Linked DNA regions of Mus musculus: region 2 is linked to region 1. Evidence: chromatin loops called from intact Hi-C (ENCODE). Cell type or tissue: heart. All regions are shown on one strand.

Region 1 (2,500 bases):
AGGGGACTGGGCTCTTCCATGCCTCCTCTGCTGATAGGGACTTCCTAATTGGAAGATGAGGGCCAAGTGGGGTTTGAACTTATGTCTCCATACTATCCCTCAAAACTCTCATCCACGGTGGCTCAGCCCACCAAGGTTGCTGTTCCTACAGAGAAGGGAACTGGGCATCCCTGCTCCATGAACTGTCAGTTCCCTGACAGTTGAGTTGAATTGTGCTATTAGGTCCCTGGGTCCGGGGTGGTGCTGTGGGTACTGAGGTGGCTAGTCTGGTTAGTGGGCGGCTAAGAGTCTTCATTCTGTTCACAGGCGAGCCAGGAGTTCTTTAGTTTCTCTCCAGCTTTCCCAGGCACAGGTGGCGCTGGACTCTGTAGGCTGAGCTAAAACTCTCCAGGAAAAGCATGGTAGTAACCGCCTCCCACCCCCCAGGTGGCACATCCTCTTTCTGCTCCTAGCTTAGATTGGTATTGGGTTCCTGAGCAGGGTCACCTGGTGTCAGGCAGGGCTTATCTGGAGAGGGGTTGTGATTCCGGTTCTGAAGTGCGAACGTTCCTAGGAGAGATGAAGTAGAGTATCACTTGGCTCTCATGACATCCTCTCCAGCAAGGTGTTCAATGGCCGCCCACAAGCTTTCATTCTGCCCACAGGAAGGTGGTAGCTAGGCTGTCTCCTGCTGGCCACTGAGTTGAAACAAGATGGGGCTGAAACCGCTTAACTCTTGCACCCAACCCCACCCAAACATGCAGCCAGGGGGAGGTAGGCACATCTTTCCTTGCAGCAGCTCCAGACATCAGAGCAGGGCTCTGTTTCAGCTCCCTTCCACAATCCTCAGACCAACTACCCACCAGAAGCAACTGTCTAGTTTACTCTGGGCACTCTGGCTTCCCACTCTGGGCAGGGCCTGCAGGCTAAGTAAGTTTGGGGGATAGTGATAACCTACTATGGCCAGTGTCAGGTGGAAGGAAGGCTGGGTCACTAGCCCCAGGCTGGGGACATAGGACCAGCTACTATTCATGGGTACTCAGAAGAGGGAATGCTGAACCTCATTTGTTCCCAGACTTGTTGCTAGCACATCCTTCTACCTTGCAAAACCCACTTATTAGTCCTGATAATTTATAACTTCCTTGGAATTTTTGCTACATAAAGCCATGTAATCATTGCTTAGGTTTTGTTTTTGTTTGTTTGTTTTTCTTATCTGGACACTTGATTTACTTGTGTCTGCACAGCAAATGTATGTAGTGCTTGTAGAGGCCAGAAGAGGGCATCAAGTCCCCTGGAGCTGGAGCTGCAGACAGATGTGAGATTCCTTGTGGGTGCTGGATCCTCTGTAAAAGCAGTCAGGCTCCTAACCACTGACTGCCTGTCCAGCCTGACATTCAATTTCTTTTTATTATATACTTTCCTTGGCCACACTTTCCATACAATGTTGAAAAGAAGCAATGGGATCCTTGCCTTGTTCCTGCCTTTCAGGAAACTGAAAATGTTCGGCCTTTTACTTCCGGCTGTAATAGCTGTAGGCTTTTCTTAGATGGCCTTTGTTAGGTTTAGAGAGTTCCCTTCTGCTGTTTTTCTTCCTTCCTTCCTTCCTTCCTTCCTTCCTTTCTCTCTTTCTTCCCTTCTTTTTTCTTTTTAGATTTATTTATTATTGTATTTTTTTATGTGCTGTTAGATTCAGTTTGCTAGCATCTTGTGGAGAATGTTTATGCTGTGCCCAGAAGGGGATTTGGGGCTGGGGATATGGCTCAGTTGGTAGACTCCTGTCTAGTTTCAGTCCTCAACACTGCTTAAGCCAGATGTGGTCATCCTCAAACTTAGGATATGGAAGCAGGGAAATCAGAAGTTCAAGGCCAGCCCGAGCTATTCTGTCATAAAAAAGATACACAAACAGAAATCCTCAGAGACTTATTGGTCTGTAGCTTTCGTGTCTGTGACAGCTTCATCTGGGTTTGGGTATTGAGGTGATGCTGGCCTCATTGGATTTGCTCTGCGAGTTTGTATATGACTAGTGCTCTTGGAATCTAATATTTAATGGCTAAATTACTTTACTTGCAGCAGCAGGCAGTGGAAACAACCTGGACTAAGGTGAATTCTTGTGGGCTTGGGTGAGCAGAGTCTGTGCACAGCAGAGCAAAGCACATCTAAAAGGTCGAAAGTAGAGGTAGGGCTGGATTAGGAAGTGCTAGAGTGTTGCCAGGTGTGATAGTGTACAGCAGCAATACCAGTACTTGGGAGGCTGAGGCAGGAGGATGCCAAGGTAGAGCCAAGCCAGGGCTACAGAGTGAGACCCTCTTTAATGCCCCCCCCCCGGCAGGATTGTGTCCATGGCATTTAGAATAATGATGTGATGGGAATGGTGTGTTGGCTGGAAGGTGAGGAAGGGAAATTGGGGGAGGCAGGGAGAGGTGTGGCCTGCTCAGAAGCAGTAGAGACGGGGATCTGTAATGCAGGGTGGCTGGAAGAAGGAGGCAGCTTAGTGTTCTGGGTAAGATGTTCCTCCAGAAAC
Region 2 (2,500 bases), 60 kb after region 1:
GTTTTTTGTTTTTTTTTTTTTGTTTTTGTTTTTTTGTTTTTTTAAGACAGGGTTTCTCTGTATAGCCCTGGCTGTCCTGGAACTCACTTTGTAGACCAGGCTGGCCTCGAACTCAGAAATCCCCCTGCCTCTGCCTCCCAAGTGCTGGGATTAAAGGCGTGCGCCATCACTGCCCGGCCTCCTTCTAGGCTCTTAAGGCACTGACAACTTGCTTTCTCTTTCCTTTTTCTCTGAATTTCCTTTCCTTTGACTTTAAAGCTTGTTTTAATTTCTTGTTGGTTCCTCCCTCCAACCCTGGATTTTAAGAACCTTACTTTTTGTTTGTCTTTGTTTTTTGGTACTGTGTGTAGCCCTGGCTGTCCTGGAACTCACTTTGTAGACCACGCTGGCCTAGAACTCAGAGCGCTGTCTCCTTCTGCCTCCTGAGTGCTGTGATTAAAGGCGTGTGCCACCATGTAAATATTAGAATAAATATAAAAGCCAGAGCTTCACTATTTTAAAACATTTATTTGTGTGTGTGTGTGTCTGTCTGTCTGTCTTCCTGTGTATGTGCAGATGCTCAACAAGGCCAGAGGATTGTGTTGGATCCCTTGAAACTAGAGTGTTAGGGCGTTGTAAGCGGCTCTGTGGGTGTAGGTACTGAACTTGGATCTCCTTGGAAGAGAAAACAGCACTCTTAGCCGCTGAGCATCTCTCCAGCCTCCACTTTTACTACTTTTCGAGGCTGGTTTTAACTCAGTATGTGACCCAGACTGACTCCAACTTGACAATACTGAATTTTTAAAATTATCATCATAATAGCTGCTTATTGCAATGAGTATACCTTCTGTAGGTGTTACAGAGGTCTAAAGAAAAATTCATAATCATGCCAGTACTGCTATTTTTTTGGGTAGCAAATGTTATCAGTGCTTAGACTGCTTAAGCCTTTTCTTCATATACTCGTGTGGAGGTTTCCACGTGTGAACTTGTAAGGAGTGCTTAGTTCAGCTCCCTCCTGGGCCCAGAGGAATGTGAAATCTGAAGTTGTGGTCTAGTGCTTTCCTGTTAGCAGTGTGGCGTAATCCTTACTGCAGTTGCCAGGTTGCCTCCTCTCTGTCTGCTCACTCCATTGCTGTTAGAATGCAGTCTTGTGTTTCCAGGTAGCAGTGGCACCCATCTGTTCAGTCGATGGCATAGTTGTCACAGGAGTACCAGCTCTATAAGCAGAGCTGCTTGGTACTCCCTCTTGTGGGCCTGGGACCAGGAGCAGTGTCTGGCGCTGTGTTAGTTATGCCCTGAACTATTCAATGGTGACCAGCCCTGGCTGAACCGAAATTACTTTAGGAGAATTGTGAAAAAGAACTCAGTAGAAACCTTTGGTAGCTGAACAGTAGTAGGTCCAGTTAGTTTTGGTCATTTTCCACTGACTGTGTGCTGGCCTTTCCAGCTAACTGGACTGGACAGAAAGCTCAGATGGAGATTTGATGCTGACTGATTCTAGGCAGATGGTAAGCTGTGATAGGAAATGTGGCGCCCGGTGCTAACTGTAGCTGATTTGTGTGTTTTTAAGATGCTGTGTATAACTCACCCTGTTGTGAATACTATTTTAGTAACTTTGACTTAAGCTTATAAACCTCTCCCTGTGATTTGTTTGGCATTGACAGAATTAAAATGCCAGTTAAATGTTTACTGTTCTGCCTATAAGTGATTTGCTTGGTTATTAATACAGAGTTTAAAAATTCAAGTTACCAAAAAGATCTTATTTTATGAACTGAAATCAGGGAGTCTTTGAAGAAGAATCCATCCTTCCCTTTTGGCTTTTTAAAGTATTTTTAGAGTATTTTGGTTTTGTTGTTAAGATTTATGACATCTATATTAGATACCATCACACCATCCAGATATTATTATGTAGATACTTAACAGGAAAGAAATATTAACAGAATCAGTGCAAAAACAAGTGCTGAGAGTCCTTTTGTCCTTACTCGGGAAGAGGGTCAGGGATTTTCTGCTCAGGGATTTTATAGTGCTGACAGGTGTTAGAGGCTTGGAGAGGATACATGGACTTAGATCTTTAAAGTGGCATCAGATTTAGAGAAGCCTCGGAGAAGGGAAAGGACAAGCCAGGTGGCCCAGCTGGGATGTTGGCCTGAGGATCCTCTCCTGGTGATTCTTAGCTGGTGCACAGGCCTTTCTGTCCCGTGTTAAGTCTCAGCACCTGTACAACGTCACAGGGGATTGGCTCAGCTCCAGTCTAGATTCCATGGAATGCTAAGCCCTGAGGTGATAGTCTGGCCAGTGCATTGGATGTGGGGGATATAGTATCCATCTCTGTAGCAGGCAGCCCACCCCTTCCTCCTGAGTGCTGGGGTGGGCTTGGGTTTTAGGAGTGGCTGAGGGTCTGAGGCTGTCCAACCTCATTACAGAGGAGGGGTGGTAGACAAGGGCACTGACAGAGACCACCACTGAAGAAATCTGCTCTGAAATCCTTCTTTCATTTAATGTCTGAATTCTGTGTGTAATA

What was found. Hi-C counts contacts between places; a loop is a spot of excess contacts. Peaks named below come from ENCODE experiments on the same cell type or tissue, not always from the same donor. Only the 100,000 strongest peaks of a DNase experiment are listed, where the experiment ranks them.
Region 2: a loop joins it to region 1, with 1.8 times the contacts of the local background. A loop is called at or near these places in 2 of 42 quality-filtered maps.

What each region holds. Positions count from the first base shown.
Region 1 is chr5:34,546,353-34,548,852 of GRCm38, forward strand. It overlaps a transcript of Sh3bp2 not described here. Among named protein-coding and RNA genes, the nearest start is that of Sh3bp2, 2.0 kb to the right of the region's middle. In heart, a CTCF peak has its summit at 1,256 (motif pointing right); no DNase peak of the experiment used is centred here.
Region 2 is chr5:34,606,251-34,608,750 of GRCm38, forward strand. The region is part of intron 4 of Add1 (adducin 1 (alpha)); the gene reads left to right. Among named protein-coding and RNA genes, the nearest start is that of Mfsd10, 30 kb to the right of the region's middle. In heart, a CTCF peak has its summit at 1,243 (motif pointing left); no DNase peak of the experiment used is centred here.